2 separate regions of the Homo sapiens genome follow, and region 1 is linked to region 2. A link is an interaction called in ENCODE POLR2A ChIA-PET data of the cell type or tissue named here. Cell type or tissue: A673. All regions are shown on one strand. Each heading gives the region's core, and the rest is flanking DNA. Links, peaks and the distances in the headings are about the cores only.

Region 1 (9,187 bases), core at 3,741-6,240, 110 kb after region 2:
ATTTGCCAGATCAATAGTAGCCTACTGGGTGCCAGAGGCTGTGTTGCTCTATAATGGTCAAGATACTACTTCCTCAAGGGAACTTGGCCTCCCCTTTCATTCGATGGGTTTTGGGCATAAGAGCCTCTCAAATAGGTGAGAGATTGAGATTTTCCAATTTAATGGCTGACATCAGCCATCTGCCAAGACTGTCACTACAGATCTGTATGCTAAAGATCACCTCATTGTCATTCCAGCTTTGTTCCCCATTACAGTAATTGTGTCTACCCTGTCTCTGACGATTAAGTGCTACCACCTGACCTCTGCTGTTTTCAAATCCTACCATCTGTATTGGGGCACCAGGGAGTCCAGGTCCATAGCTGCTTCTTTTATGTAAACCCTGGCCCAAAAGGACAGCTACCATAGAGTTTCTCAACAATGTTGACCCTTCACTGGTGCATTCTGTGTTGCTTTAGTGAAGATGGTGTCTTCTAGAGGTCGTGGTCAGCTCTCAGGTTCTCTGCTTTTACATAATAAATCCATTCTCATGGCTTTCTCAGCTTTTTGGTCCCTTCCTCCACACCCTGCAAAGGCAAGTCCAGCATCTCCACCCAACTCACTGTAGAATATCATTGTTTCCAAGCTTTATAAGGAGTAACTCCAGAGGGTATTAGAACTGACCACAGGCCAGGCACAGTGGCTCACCCCTGTAATCCCAGCACTTTGGGAGGCCGAGGCAGGCGGATCACCTGAGGTCAGCAGTTCAAGACCAGCCTGGCCAACACGGTGACAGAGCAAGACTTCATCTCAAAAAAAAAAAGAGGGCCAGGTGTGGTGGCTCACGCCTGTAATCCCAGCACTTTGGGAGGCCGAGGTGGGCCGATCACCTGAGGTTGGAAGTTCAACACCAGCCTGACCAACACGGAGAAACCCCGTCTCTACTAAAAATACAAAATTAGCCAGGTGTGGTCATGCATGTCTGTAATCCCAGCTACTCAGGAGGCTGAAGCAGGAGAATCGCTTGAACCTGGGAGGCGGAGGTTGTGGTAAGCTGAGATTGCACCATTACACTCCAGCCTGAGCAACAAGAGCGAAACCCCATCTCAAAAAAGAAAAACAAAAACAAAAAAAGAACTGACCACAGGAGTCTTGGACGGGATATTAAATCCTGAGTCATGAGAGGGTTCCCTCATATCAGTAAACTCTCCCAATGCCAGCTTTATAATCCACTCTCCCTGGTCCAACACTGTCAAGATTCATTCCTAGGCATGTTCTGCTTGTCCTGCTGGAACACACTAGCCAAGTTCTGAAGCTCTTTTGCTAAGACCTGACCTTAGTTTTTGGTCTAGAAGCCTTGACGGCAAGAAAAGGTAGATCTCAAGGAGGGCAAGTGTCATTGTCCAAGACATCTGCCTTTCTTTTTTTTTTTTTTTTTTTTTTTTTTTTGAGATGGAGTCTCACTGTGTCGCCCAGGCTGGAGTGCAGTGGTGCGATCTCGGCTCACTGCGAACTCCGCCCCCCGGTTTCACACCATTCTCCTGCCTCAGCCTCTCAAGTAGCTGGGACTACAGGCGCCCACCACCATGCCTGGCTAATTTTTTGTATTTTTTTTAGTAGAGACAGGGTTTCACCATGTTAGCCAGGATGGTCTCAATCTTCTGACCTCGTGATCCACCCGCCTCGGCCTCCCAAAGTGCTGGGATTACAGGCATGAGCCATTGCGCCTGGCCTTGACATCTGCCTTTCATGAGAACTTTGCATGGTCTCCAGGTAATGGGAATCCCTCTACTACTTTCCCCTAGCACAGGGTTGGGGCCAGTTCTGCTGTCCCAGATGGTTAAAGTGAATCTGAAATTTTAAGGTTCTCAGCTGCATCTGCTCAAATGTTGCTTCTAGGTCTCGGAGACCCATTCCCCTCCAGTCCCTAGCATGGTGACACCATACTGAGGCTGTGAATTTGACCTCCTTTGCAACTCTTCCACTCTTAAAATCTTGGGCCAGATTTTCAGTACTCTCCATCTTCTGGTTACAGGAGATAGGACTCTCTTTAAATGCCTCCAGAGAGACTTTTCGGCTTTCACAGCATGCTCTGAGTGGATAGTTGGCTGCCTTGAGCCTATTATTTTTAAATTTTTTTCCTTGGGCTTTTTTTTCTTTCAAAATAAAATAAAATAAAATAACAGGGTCTTGCTCTGTTGCCCAGGCTGGAGTGTAGAGGCTTGATCCTGGTTCACTGCAGCCTCAAACTCCTGAGCTCAAGAGATCCTCTGGCCTCAACCTCCCAAGTAGCTAGGACTACAGGTGCATGCCACTACACTCAGCTTATCTTTTTTTTTTTTTCTTTTGAGACAGGGCCTCACTCTGTTGCCCAGGTTGGAGTGCAGTGGCACAATCACAGCTCACTGCAGCCTCAACCTCCTGGGCTCAAGTGATCCTCCCACCTCAGCACCCTGAGTAGCTGGGACTACATTACGGGTGCACACCACACCCGGCTAATATTTGGTATTTTTAATAGAGACAGGGTTTCACTCTGTTGCCCAGGCTGGTCTCGAACTCCGGGACTCCAGTGATCTGCCCTCCTCAGCTTCCCAAAATTGGCTTTTATAAAGAGTTGGCAGTTAAAATAGCCAAGCAGTTCACAATCCTTCCAGTAACTATTATCCTCATATGTTTCAAGTGATAGCGTTGTTGGCCTGAGCCAGTGCATCTTCTGCCAGCTGTACCCCATCTTCATTTACCAAAGGTGAGACTCAGTAGCTGTGCCAGTGCCTCATGCTGGGGGTTATCCCCACCCAGCTGAATATCAATAACAGGCTCCTTCTTGCCATCTGACTGGCTAATGATCCAGTTCCAAAACTGCATCCTGAGAGCTTTATTTCTGGAGCCACTTCCAATAAGATCTTGTTTTAGCTTCCATCAAATGCAGATCCTTAGGCAAGGATTTGAGAGCAGGTAGCTTATTTAAAAAATGAACCCTGGGGCTTGGCACAGTGGTTCACACCTGTAATCCCAACAGTTTGGGATGCCGAGGAGGGTGGATCACCTGAGGTCAGGAGTTCAAGACCAGCCTGGCCAACATGGTGAAACCCCCGTCTCTACTAAAAATACAAAAATTAGCTGAGCGTGGTAGCTTACACCTGTAGTCCCAGCTACTTAGGAGGCTGAGGTACGAGAATCACTAGAACACAGGAGGCAGAGGCTGCAGTGAGCCGAGATCACGCCACTGCACTCCAGCCTGGGCAACAAAGTGAGATGCGGTCTCAAAAAAAGGAAAAAAGATCCCTGGAAACACCTGTTGATTAGTGGGAAAGTGCACCGGGAATGGTAAGGAAGCTGATATACTGGGTGTGGTTGATATACAGGATCCGCTATTTTTATTGTATTGTATTGTATTGTATTGTATTGTATTGTATTGTATTGTATTGTATTGTATTGTATTTTTGAGATGGAGTTTCACTCTTGTTGCCCAGGCTGGAGTGCAATGGCATGATCTCAGCTCACCGCAACCTCAGCCTCCCGGGTTCAAGCGATTCTCCTACCTCAGCCTCCTGAGTAGCTGGGATTACAGGCATGCACCACCATGGCCAGCTAATTTTATATTTTTAGTAGAGACGGGGTTTCTCCATGTTGATCAGGCTGGTCTTGAACTCCCAACCTCATGTGATCTGCCCACATCGGTCTCCCAAAGTGCTGGGATTACAGGCATGAGCCACTGCACCCGGCCTATTTTATTTTATTATTATTATTATTTTTTTTTTTTTTTGAGACAGAGTCTTGCTCTTGTCGCCCAGGCTGGAGTGCAATGGTGCGATCCTGGCTCACTGCAACCTCCACCTCCCAGGTTCAAGTGATTCTCCTGCCTCAGCCTCCCAAGTAGCTGGGATTACAGGCGCCTGCCACCACGCCTGGCTAATTTTTGTATTTTTAGTAGAGACGGGGTTTCACCATATTGGCCAGGCTGGTCTTGAACTCCCGACCTCAGGCAATCCACCCACCTCAGCCTCCCAAAGTGCTGGGATTACAGGCGTGAGCCACCGTGCCCGGCTTATTTTATTATTATTATTATTTAATTTTTTTAATATTTATTTTATTTTATTTTTATATTTTGAGACAGAGTCTTGCTCTGTTGCCCAGGCTGGAGTGCAGTGGCTCCATCTTGGCTCACTGCAACCTCCACCTCCCGGGTTGAAGCGATTCTCCTGCCTCAGCCTCTCCAGTAGTTGGGATTACAGGCACTTGCCACCACACCTGGCTTATTTTTGTATTTTTTAATAGAGACAGGGTTTCACCGTGTTGGCCAGGCTTGTCTGGAACTCCTGACCTCAGGTAATCCACCTGTCTTGGCCTCCCAAAATGCTGGGATTATAAGGCATGAGCCACCGCACTCGGCCCAGGGTCCATTAATGAGTGGTTACCCTTTTGACAACTAGAGTCCCATCTCAGCTCCCATCTAGGTGGTGTGGAGCACTCCTCAGGGTTGTTCTACTCTAGGAGTAAGATACTTAGCATTTGTTCACTAACTCCCACCTTTCATCATTTGGGGCTTCTCCTGGGAACGTTAACTTTCTAGCACTTCCTTACTGCCCGTGTTCAGGCTGAGCATGTTCCTGTGGCCAGAGAAAGCCCTGCAGGATTCGAGTCCTGGTGCATGCAGCAGGAAGCCTTGGGGTACACAGGAACAGTGAGTGCTGCAAGGATATGCGAGAGGTGACATAGTGTGTGTCACACACAGCTTTCTCAGCAGTCTAGGTCTCAGCTCCATGGAGCCGCTCTTCCAGGCTTTTAAGTTCTGTAACCTCAGCCTCTTGCCTTTGTTTTCCCACTTCTATGGGTGGTAGCTGCTTTCTGCATCTTGGCCGTGCCTGTTTGTGGATGGTCCCTGCTGACACTGATTTCTTTTCCCTTCCCTTTTTTTTTTTTTTTTTTTTTTGAGACAGGGTCTTGCTGCGTCACCCAGGCTGGGGTACAGTGGCGTAATCACAACTCATTTCAGCCTTGACTTCCCAGGCTGAAGTGATCCTCCCACCTCAACCTCCTGAGTAGCTGGGGCTGGGACTACAGGCATGTGCCACCACCTCCAGCTAATTTTCCCTTCCTTCCTTCCTTCCTTCCTTCCTTCCTTCCTTCCTTCCTTCCTTCCTTCCTTTCTTCCTTCCTTCTCTCTCTCTCTTTCTCTCTTTCCAGATGGGGGGGTCTCACTATGTCACCCAGGCTGGTCTCAAACTCCTGGGCTCAAGTGATTCTCCCACCTCAGCCTCCCAAAATGCTAAGATTACAGGCATGAGCCATAGCACCCACCCTTTCCCTTCTGTCTCTGTTCCATCCTCAGCTTTATTCAGCAAACACTCTACTGACCAGGGCAGTCCAGTGCCTGTGCTAGAGTGGGTCGTGCTGGGATGTCTGTCCTTTGTTTCAAGAGAACTCTGATCTTGCGGTCTAAACTTTGGGACTGGCTTGAACCTTCATGGGTATAGATTTTAGGAATCTTGGTGCACCCTCTGCTCCACTGATTGAACTTCCCTGTGGCTTCAGACATACCTTGCGGTTCCATACCTGGGGGCCTTTGCTTGTGATGTTCTTTTTGCCAAGAGCATTGTTCCTCCTGTTCCTTCTTATTATCGTGACAAACTTCTGCCCCTCTCTCAAGACCTAACTGAGGCCAGGTGCAGTGGCTCATGCCTGTAATCCCAGCATTTTGGGAGACCGAGGTAGGTGGATCACCTGAGGTTGGGAGTTCGAGACCAGCCTGGCCAACATGATGAAACCCCGTCTCTACTAAAAATACAAAAATTAGTTGGGCATGGTGGCGCACACCCGTAATCCCAGCTACTCAGGAGGCTGAGGCATGAGAATCGCTTGAATCCAGGAGGTGGAGGTTGCAATGGGCCGAGATCCAAAATCATGCCACCACACTCCAGCCTGAAGGACAGATTCAGACTTTCTCTCAAAGGAAAAAAAAAGTCCCAACTGAAATGTCCCCTCTCCTTTCCTTGACTTTCCTAAACAGGACAGTAGCTTCCTCCTTGCAATTTACATATGCACAGATGCATCTGTTATGGCCTGTATTACAACCCTTTTTTTTTTTTTTCTTTTTGAGATGGAGTCTTGCTCTGTCAGCCAGGCTGCAGTGTAGTGGTATGATCTCGGCTCACTGCAACCTCCACCTCCCGGGTTCAAGAGATTCTCCTGCCTCAGTCTCCCAAGGGGTTGGGATTATAGACGCCTGCCACCACGCCCAGCTAATTTTTGTATTTTTAGTAGAGATGGGGTTTCACCGTGTTGGCCAGGTTGGCCTCGAACTCCTGACCTCAGGTGATTCGCCCGCCTCGGCCTCCCAAAGTTCTGGAATTACAGGCATGAGCCACCACGCCCGGCCTTTTTTTTTTTTTTTGAGGCGGAGTTTCACTGTTGTTACCCAGGCTGGAGTGCAGCGGGGCAATCTCGGCTCACTACAACCTCTGCCTCCTGGGTTCAAGCGATTCTCTTGCCTCAGCCTCCCAAGTAGCTGGGATTACAGCCGCCCACCACCACGCATTGGCTAATTTTTTGTATATTTAGTACAGATGGGGTTTAGATGGGGCCAGGCTGGTCTCCAACTCCTGACCTCAGGTGATCCACTCACCTTGGCTTCCTCAAGTGCTGTGATTACAGGCGTCAGCCGCTGCGCCCGACCTACAACTTTTTTTTTAGTATATTTTTCTTTTTTTTTTTTTTTTCTGAGACAGAGTCTCTGTCGCCCAAGCTAGAGTACAATGGCATGATCTTGGCTCACTGTAGCCTCCACCTCCCGGGTTCAAATGATTCTCCTGCCTCAGCCTCCTGCATAGCAGGCACGCACCACCATATCCGGCTATTTTCTGCATTTTTACTAGAGATGGTGTTTCACTATGTTGGGCAGGCTGGTCTCGAACTCCTGACCTCAGGTAATCTGCCCACCTTGGCCTCCCAAAGTGCTGGGATTATAGGCATGAGCCACTGCGCCCGGCCTTTAGTCTGTTTTTCTCCTTCCCAGAGTATGACCTCCTTTGGGGCCTCATTCATCCCTGTGTCTTCATTCATTCATTCAACAAATCTTTTCTGAGTGCTTGCCTATCCCAGGCGTGGGAGCAGCTCACTCAATGTCTACTGAAGGGATGAATGAATTGGCGAGAGGTTGCTACCCCAATAGATGTTGTGTTGCTAGGTTACAGACTCTAGTGAGGATTGGAGAGGAGGGGGCGTGAATGCTGTTGTGTGAAATGAGAGTGAGCGTCTACACATATTCCTGCAGGATCAGGGAAACTTTGTGGGTGGAAATTCCATACTTCAGTACTGACAGTGTGGCAGGAGTGAGGTTTGGGTTTCTGACGGTGACTTTCATTATGTGTGGGGAGAGGATGGGAAGAAGGACGGTAGGAAGGAGTTGTGTTAGAGTCTTTTCAGTATACAAAAGTAGTTTGAAAAATCTTTCAGAGAATATTCTTCCATCATACCTCAAGTTGAGAATTAGTGAATTAAAAGCTTTCTAAGGTGGGGTACAGCGGCTCATGCCTGTAATCCCAATCCTGAACCTTTGGTAGGCTTAGACGAGAGGATTACTTAAGCCCGGGAGTTCCAGGCCAGCCTGGGCAACATAATGAGACCTCCATCTCTACAAAAAATAAAATAAAATTAGCTGGGCATGGTGGCACATGCCTGTGGTTTCAGCTACATGGGAGGCTAAGGCAGGAGGATCACTTGAACCTGGGAGATCAAGGCTGCAGGTGAGCTATGATCTCACCTCTGCAGTCCAGGTGGGGCAACAGAGCAAAACCAGCTTTCCTTTTTTTTTTTTTTTTTTTTTTTTTGAGGTGGAGTCTCGCTCTGTTGCCCAGGCTGGAGTGCAATGGCACAATCTCAGCTCACTGCAAGCTCCGCCTCCCGGGTTCACGCCATTCTCCTGCCTCAGCCTCCCAAGTAGCTGGGACTGCAGGCAGATGCCACCACACCCGGCTAATTTTTTTTATTTTTAGTAGAGACGGGGTTTCACCGTGTTAGCCAGGATGGTCTGGATCTCCTGACCTCGTGATCCGCCTGCCTCGGCTTCCCAAAGTGCTGGGATTACAGGTGTGAACCACCGCACCCAGCCTAAGACCAACTTTCTTTTCTTTTTTTTTTAGACAGAGTCTCACTCTGTTGCCCAAGCTGGAGTGCAGTGGCACCATCTCGGCTCACTGCAACCTCCGAGCCTCCCGGGGTCAAGTGATTCTCCTGCCTCAGCCTCCTGAGTAGCTGAGACTACAGACACCTGCCACCACACCGACTAATTTTTGTATTTTTAGTAGAGACGGGGTTTCACCCTATTGGCCAGGCTGGTCTCAAACTCCTGACTTTGTGATCCACCCGCCTCAGCCTCCCAAAGTGCTGGGATTACAGGCATGAGCCACTGCACCTGGCCAAGACCTGCTTTCTAAATAAATAAATAAATAAATAGGCTAGGCCAGGTGCGAAAGCTCACATCTGTAATCCCAGCATTTTGGGAGGTCAAGGTGAGTGGATCACCTGAGGTCAGGAGTTTGAGGCCAGCCTGGCCAAGATGGCGAAACCCCATCTCTACTAAAAATACAAAAATTAGCCAGGTGCGATTGCATACGCCTGTAGTCCCAGCTACTTGGGAGGCTGAGGCAGGAGAATCACTTGAACCTGGGAGGCGGAGGTTGCAGTGAGGCAAGATCGCGCCACTGCACTCCAGCCTGGATGACAGAGGGAGACTCCACCTCAAAAATAAATGAATAATAAAGACTAAGAAAAAAAGAGTCTACATAGATGCCTGCCAGGACCAGGCACAAAAATGTAAGTGAGAGGCAGTGATTGGTGGAGAATGTGGCTCCTGTCTGGAGGGAGTCATTGCTACTTAGCACCAAGCAGAAGCCTCCGGAGGAACTGTGGGCCCAGTGTTGCAAGACCTTCCAATTTTTCGGTAGAGGCTACAATTCCAGGTTTTAATGTGAGATCATCCCCAGGCACTGCTCCCTGCCGACGCTCTCCCTGGACACAAGGTACTCTTCCTTCTTACTCTTTCTCTGATTGGCTCTTTGCACATGTCTCATTGGCAGGGAGGAAGAAGAGAGAGAAAGAATTGGAACTAGAAGGGGAAACTGTGAATCTCCACAGCTACTGAATGACCATTTCTACATGCTTTTTGTGGGGGAAGGGAATTTAATGGTACAGAATTTACAAAACACCAAAT
Region 2 (8,095 bases), core at 5,408-7,907:
CAGTGCTTCTTTTGGCCCTACTTCATGTCTCTCCTGACCATTTGAAGAAGAGACTGTGTTGCTGCTCCAGCTTGAAGGATTGTTGCCCTTCCTACTGAGCACCTAGGACATGATTGAGCTCCTGGCCATATTGATAGATTGGTACTTATTAAACATCAACAGTGCCCCAGCAACAGCAGCATCTTGGGGTTTTTCTAATCAAACTTAGTAGCAAACTTCTTAGAATATCAGATTATCTAAGTTCAGGTTCTTTGGTTTTCCCGTCCCCAGGTTCACCGCACCTCAGGCAGAACTCTATGAAGCCGTTCTAGAGATCCAAAGAGATTGTTTGGCCCTCTGCTTCCCTGGGACAAGCTTGGAGAACATCTACAGCATGATGCTGACCCTGATAGGACAGAAGCTTAAAGACTTGGGGATCATGAAGAACATTAAGGAAAATAATGCCTTCAAGGTACTTCACTTCTCTTGACCCCAGTTCTCAAGAACACCTAGCATGCTGCTAGGTTTTTACCCTATATAAAGCTAATTAGACTTAGAAATGGGACAGATGTAGTGATTCATGCCTGTAATCCCAGTAGTTTAGGAGGCTGAGGCAGGAGGATTGCTTGAAGCCAGCCTGGGCAACATAGCAAGACCCATCTATATACATGTAGATATATACACACACACACACACACACACACATATATATATACACACACATACGTAGATATATATACATACACACACAGGGTTTTTTAAGTAAAAAGAAAAGATTTAGAAATCATCTTTGTGATCTATAAAAGGGATTTAGCTTTAACATGGATTAAAACAAAGGAAGTCAGTACTTATTTCTTCCAGAAGATGGCAGCACATGCTGATTCATTACATGCTGCATAACTAGCTCAGTATTCAGAAAACTTAAAATGAAGTCTGGTGCCGACAGGGTGAAAAAGGAAACAAGAAATGAGGAGAAGCCTGGGAAACATAGCAAGACCCTATCTCTACAAAAAATTTAAAAGTTAGCCAGGTGTGGTGGCACACACCTCTAGTCTCAGCTACTTGGGAGGTTGAGGTGGGAGGATCACTTGACCCCAGAAGTTCAACGCTGCAGTGAGCTATGTTCGCACCACTGCACTCCAACCCGGGCCACAGAACAAGGCCCTGTGTCTAAAAAAAAAAAAAAGAGAGAGAGATTAACTTTTAATCCTTTTATGGGTTATTCTGTAGGTCAAAGGAGAAGGTATTTGTTGTTTAAGTGACATTTTTGACACTTCAGCAATATTCCCAAAGACCATGTCATTAGTGAATTTTTTTTCTGCATCCAAAATGTGATGGTGTTCAGTAAAAACGTAAAACCTCAGCTTTAAAATTAAGATACTAGATGCCTAAGTCAGATAGACCATTAGGCATCTCCTACCTACAAGTTAAGCCTTCTAGGACTTCTGTTATCAGTAAAAATGAAGCTATAAATTGGCTGTTGCTTGGGCCAACAAATCTTTAACTAACTGACGGAAATATCCAAGCTGGCTGGGCACAGTGGCTCACACCTGTAATCCCAGCACTTTAGGAGGCTGAGGCAGGCGGATCACATGAGGTCAGGAGTTCGAGACCAACCTGGCCAACATGGTAAAACCCTGTCTCTACTAAAAATACAAAAATTAGCCAGGCATGGTGGTACATGACTATAATCCCGGCTATTTGGGAGGCTGAGGTGGGAGAATAGCTTGAACCCAGGAGACAGAGTTTGCAGTGAGCCAAGATCACACCACTGCACTCCAGCCTGGGCAGCAGAGCAAGACTCCATCTCAAAAAAAAAGAAAGAAATACCCAAGCTGGTAGGTGCCCAAAAGTGTGCCTTCTCCACAAGTTGCTGTGAGCTATTTAGGGTCTCCAGAGTAGATTCCTGAGAGGGATGTGTGAACGAACATTGGAAAGAGAACTGTGATAATAGTCATCCTCTCTTTCCCAAGAAAAGAGATTTTTTTTTCTTTCTTTTATTTTTATCTTTCCTGTGGTACTGAAGAAAAGAGACTTTCATTTGCCACAGTCATTAGTTGGAATTACTCAAGTCTGCATGTATGTAGTATATTAAATAGCGGGAATGGAAATGTGGATTGATGAGAATGCCATTGGCAGAATTGCATGTAAGAGGTCGCAGTTTTTCAGGTGCCTTTAAGTATTAGCCCAAGGAGGGATTAAACTGAAGTGGCAGAACCATGGGGGAGATAATAACACATATCTCACTGATTTATACTTGCCCAGCATTCCCTGTAAGAGGTCATTGCTCTAATGATACTGTGACAATTATCTTTTCCAGGCTGCTCGAAAATACTGTCCTCATCATGTTGGCCACTACCTCGGGATGGATGTCCATGACACTCCAGACATGCCCCGTTCCCTCCCTCTGCAGCCTGGGATGGTAATCACAATTGAGCCCGGTAAGGAGAGGTGTTACAATAGTAGTATGAGGTAAATGTTTGTTTGTTTGTTTGTTTTTGAGATGGAGTTTTGCTCTTTCGCCCAGGCTGGAGTGAAGTGGTGTGATCTTCACTCACTGCAACCTCCGCCCCCCAGGTTCAGCAATTCTCCTGCCTCAACCTCCTGAGTATCTGGGATTACAGGTGTCGGCCACCACGCCTGGCTAATTTTTATATTTTTAGTAGAGACGGGGTTTCGCCATGTTGGCCAGGCTGGTCTCGAACTCCTGACCTCAGGTGATCCACCTATCTCAGTCTCCCAAAGTGCTAGGATTATACGTGAGCTACCGCGCCCAGCCACATTGTTTATTTTTACCTCAACCAATGTAATTAAGTTAGAAGAGACAGGAAAAAAAGTCCAGTGTGGAAGGTAATTTTATTTTCGATTTATCTTTTGTATTCTTATTTAATATCACACAATTTGTTCAGTTTGACTCCTCCAATAAACAACAGATGGGGAATACTTCCTATAAGTAGATATTAAGAAATGAATCTTTTTTAATCCTGCCTTTCCCAGGGCCAGTTTGTACTGGTCTCCCATTTAGTAGTGGGGGGCTGCTCAAGCTTCCAAAGCCCCCGGTGCTTGTGTGCAGAGAGACAGGCAGACACACTATGCTCTCAGTTTCAACACCTCTGCAAGCTGCATTGAGCTACCCAGCACCATCCCACTCCTTAGTATCCATCGCCTTCCTCATAAGCTTCAGAGAAAGCTAACAATCGGATACGTTACCTAACTTGAATGGTCCTGGGTGTTGGGCAGGATTCTGAAGAGAAGCAGTGACCACAATGGTGTGTGAAGATTGATGTTGTCAGAGTTGATGGTTAAATACTGATGCTGGTTTTGTTTTGAAAACAGATCTAAATTTTAGATTTCAAGTATTTTAATCTCTGTATAAATTATGGCTGTGAAATGTCTTTTATGCCACCCTTTGAACCTAGTCATACATTGCTATCTGTGGCCATAGATATATCATTTAGTTCAATCTGTTTGGTACATGGGCGCTTCCTTAGACTGCGCTACATTTTCCTTTGCTGATCTTTCTTTTTCAATCGCAGAGCAGTATCTGTGAGGATAGTGGAGGAAGTTTACAACTTGTTTAATATAAAAAGCCCTGGTATGTGTCTAACTTCATGATTAGAAAGGGTACCTGGGGTTCCTACATTTTTCCAAATGTACATTAAAGTCTTTCAGTTTCTCTTGTATTTTATATTACACACATCAGATATATTTAAATCTTATAATGACTGTCTCTGCAGCTTCCAGTTGTCAAGGCTAATAATCTCTAAATGTTTCTTTGAATACAGTTTAAATATATTTTGTCTTTATTTTTGCAAGGTGCTCTTTTTCCAAGGGACTCTTAGGCAGGGGAAGAATGCACTTACATAATCTGCTTGTCCCCCACATATATTGACGTACTTTTAAATTAAGTAACTTTATTGGCCTGCTTGAGCCACTAGAATATGACAGAATCATGATCAGCATTGCCGTAGTTGTATTTAGCTTGTAGTCCAATATAAAGATAACCACAATAATAATTTTAGTAATGATACCAACATGTGTTGACCATTATATGCCAGCCACTTTGACATGTATTATCTCATTTAATCCTCACAGCTTTACTAGGTAGGTACCATAAAGATCCAGTATTACAGAGGAAGGAATTTTAACCCAGAGGTTAACTTACTTGCCCCAAACCACCCAGTTACTATCATTCCTGAACAGCATGTTCTTCTTTCTACTTCACAGGCATTTATATTCCAGAGGATGACAAAGATGCCCCAGAGAAGTTTCGGGGTCTTGGTGTACGAATTGAGGATGATGTAGTGGTGACTCAGGACTCACCTCTCATCCTTTCTGCAGACTGTCCCAAAGAGATGAATGACATTGAACAGATATGCAGCCAGGCTTCTTGACCTTCACTGCGGCCCACATGCACCTCAGGTTCAAAATGGGTGTCTTCTGGCAGCCCTGCACGTGTGCTTTCTGAGTGTCTCTGTGTGTGCATTAATATATGCATTCCATTTGGGAGCATAGCAGCTGTGTGAATGTATGTAATTGTGTGTGGGGGGTTTTTTGTTTTAAGTAGTTAGAAGTCTGGGAAAATGAATTTTTGAATAGTATGTTACTGCAGCTTTGGTAACATTAATTCTATAGAATTAATGATCAGAGCAAGTTTAATTTTTAAACATAAAGGTCTTGGTTACACATGTCCATGCATTCCAGTTAACACATTTAAACATATAGAAAATTCACTTCTTCTTTCAAGTCCTTCCCTTTCTATACTTTTGCTGAGATCAACCCAATATCATAAGAAGTTTGTGTGATGCCTGTATTTTTAGCTAATTACCAAGGTCTCTGCCTATGCAAAAATTCATCTTTCGGTGATTGTGGGCGGCCAATACATACCTTCTGTAACTCCTCCCTACCTATTCTAGATCCTGCATATCTACTGGAGCCATATGAGCCCTCAGGGGCACTGGTGTCCTGCAGTCTTACTAGTCAGCCACAGTCCAGGTTCCAGCAACACTAGCTACCTACCAAACAAAACACTTCTGAGCTTTTCTTGCCATTTGGTTGCCTGGGACCTGGAAAGTGTTTAGATTCTTGATAAAGATGGAAATGGAAGAGAAAGAAAATTATATATGTATATACTAAAGATCCAGACATCAGGGCTGGGCACAGCGGTTCCGCCTGTAATCCCAGCACTTTGGGAGGTCCAGGCAGGTGGATCTCTTGAGACCAGGAGGTCAAGACCAGCCTGGCCAACGTGGTGAAACACTGTCTCTACTAAAAATACAAAAATGAGCTGGGTGTGATGATACATGCCTGTAATCCTGGCTACTTGGGAGGCTGAGGCATGAGAATTGCTTGAACCTGGGAGGTGGAGGTTGCAGTGAGCTGAGCTCATGCGACTGCACTCCAGCCTGGGTGACTGAGCAAGACTCTGCCTCAAAAAAACAAATAAATAAATAAAATCCTGACATCCTGCCATCTTTTCTCTTCAATTTAAAGTTGATTTCTTAATGATGACTTCAAAAATTAATAAAAAGAAAAGAAAAAAATGATTTCTGGCCGGGCGTGGTGGCTCAAGCCTGTAATCCCAGCACTTTGGGAGGCCGAGGTGGGCGGATCACGAGGTCAGGAGATTGAGACCTCCTGGCTAACACGGTGAAACCCCGTCTTTACTAAAAATACAAAAAAAATTAGCTGGGCGTGGTGGCGGATGCCTGTAGTCCCAGCTACTCAGGAGGCTGAGGCAGGAGAATGGCGTGAACCCAGAAGGCAGAGCTTGCAGTGAGCCAAGATCGCGCCACTGCACTCCAGCCTGGGTGACAGAGCGAGACTCCGTCTCAAAAAAAAAAAAAAAAAAGAAAAAAAAAAGAAAGATTTCTTTCGCAGATATCCCTGCTCCCTCTATAGATTCTTAATGCACTGACCCTCACAGGTTACCCTTTTAGCTGTTGTGCTGCGCAGGAGCAGATCCTCTACTTACGTACCCTGTCAGAGTCACAGTAGTAGCGCCCAGTTTTCAGAGAAGTACCCCTGTTATCATTCTGTGATTTCCTCTAGTGCTAATAGAAACAAAATATGGAATCTACCAAGTACCCGTAAATATCCTATGATTCTTATCTTTCTTTGATACTAGCACTGGGAGTGCAGTGGTAAAGAGTCATACTTCTTTTTTTTTTTTTTTTTTGGAGACAGAGTCTCGCTCTGTCGCCTGGGCTGGATGGAGTGCAGTGGCGTAATCTCAGCTCACTACAACCTCCACCACCTGGGTTCAGGCAATTCTCCTGCCTCAGCCTCCCAAGTAACTGGGACTACAGGTGCACGCTGCCATGCCCAGCTAATTTTTTGTATTTTAGTAGAGACAGGGTTTCACCCTGTTGCCCAGGCCGGTCTCAAACTCCTGAGCTCCGGCAATCCGCCCACCTCAGCCTCCCAAAGTGCTAGGATTACAGGCATGAGCCACTGCGCCCGGTGTAAGAGTCATATTTTTTTAAACACAAACATTGGATACAATTATACAGCAACTCAGTTTGCAAGATGAACAGGGCTAGATTACCACAGATAGCTTATTTAGGAGCGTCTGTGATAGAGGGAAGCTTTAAGAACCAGTGTGTTCACCTCCTTTAAACCTGGATATGAGGTCAAGATGTATAAAACATGCCAATTGTTAGAACACAAATTTGAGGGTTTCTTAAAAAAACAATTTGTATTAGGGAAGCACAAGCTAGGGGATTAACAATCTCTGTAATGCTGGAAGTTTGCCTATCTTATCAGGGAAACCCAGGGTACAGAGTGAAAAGCAGACAGGCAGTGACTTCCTCAAGAGACAGATAATGTGAAAACAAAAGTGATACAAATCATATCCTGACAGTGCTAGCCTAGGAATGCCTGGCTTTGCGCACCTTATCTAAGCAGCTCTCAGAATGGAGGCTGCACAGCTGGAGTCTCCATCCCCCATACCCACCTTCCCACCTCCCTCCAATTTCTCAATCCAGAGCTTTTTAAAAAAAGGGGAGGGAAATAACTCCACAGCTCTGGCTGCTCACTTCCCAGGCTCTGTGCCCCCAACAGCCCTTTCCTTGGATTGTGTTTCCTTTGTTCATTTGTAATCCAGGAATAAGGAATTTCCTTTTCTTCTTGTATCATTTTCTTTTCTTTTCTTTTTTTTTTTTTTTTTGAGACGGAGTCTCACACTGTCACCGGGGCTGGTGTGCAATAGCGAGACCTCAGCTCCCTGCAACCTCCATCTCCCAGGTTCAAGCGATTCTCCTGCCTCAGCCTCCCGAATAGCTAGGAATACAGGCGCCTGCCACCACACCCGGCTATTTTTTTGTATTTTAAATAGAGACGAGGTTTCACTGTGTTGGCCAGGCTGGTCTCGAACTCCTGACCTCATGATCTGCCCGCCTCGGCCTCCCTAAGTGCTGCGATTACAGACGTGAGCCACCGCACCTCCTGTATCATTTTCTATGGTCTAAACTTTTCTAGCTAAAAGCCTAGGTAGCTTGTATGTATAGCAGCATACTTGGACATGAAACACACTTCTGGTTAGATTCCAGTCAAGTTCTATAGGTGTTATTGGTAGGCAGAAAGGCTGTTGTAGAATTCTTCTGGTGATTTTCAGTCCCTGACCCAGGTATATTGTCCTTTGAGTCCCAGATTAACTAACTATAGCAGCTAAGCATTTGAATCAGACTTCTCATAGCAATGTTATGGGCTGTCTGATATATTCAGGATTTGTTGAGCAGATAAGCTGTGTGTGATCTTACTCATTCTCAGCCATGCCGCAGACATACCCATTTCCCTTTAGTAATTTTTTAATACAGAGAATGCTATTAACTGTTACTGGATATCAAATAATTTTATTTTTCTAATAGTATTTTCCAAATATTTCTTAAAATTCTTAAAATTTAGGTTAAAGTTTGCTGGTCTCTTACATTTAATAAAGCTGGGACTTGAAGACTTACCATAGTTTTCAACTGCCTTTGCAAGTTCATAAACTTCTAAGGGTAAAAAGTGAATAAGATAAATTCAGAGTTTTAAGGTAAAGGCTTTATATTAGCTTTTTTTTTTTTTAAAGGTTTTTTGTGGGGTTTTTTTGTTTTTTTTTTTTTTGAGATGGAGT

Evidence for each region. Peaks named below come from ENCODE experiments on the same cell type or tissue, not always from the same donor. Only the 100,000 strongest peaks of a DNase experiment are listed, where the experiment ranks them.
Region 1: POLR2A ChIA-PET joins it to region 2 with 6 read pairs; 20 of 35 experiments call an interaction of 5 or more read pairs at or near these places.

Annotation. Positions count from the first base shown.
Region 1 is chr22:41,029,972-41,039,158 of GRCh38, forward strand. No RefSeq gene overlaps it. Among named protein-coding and RNA genes, the nearest start is that of SNORD140, 39 kb to the right of the region's middle. In A673, for the core only: no CTCF peak of the experiment used is centred there; a DNase peak (open chromatin) is centred at 4,980.
Region 2 is chr22:40,922,063-40,930,157 of GRCh38, forward strand. It overlaps XPNPEP3 (X-prolyl aminopeptidase 3), which reads left to right. Exons shown (of 10, transcript NM_022098.4): 8 at 271-451; 9 at 2,300-2,420; 10 at 4,207-8,095. The coding sequence ends at 4,373. Among named protein-coding and RNA genes, the nearest start is that of RBX1, 25 kb to the right of the region's middle. In A673, for the core only: no CTCF peak of the experiment used is centred there; no DNase peak of the experiment used is centred there.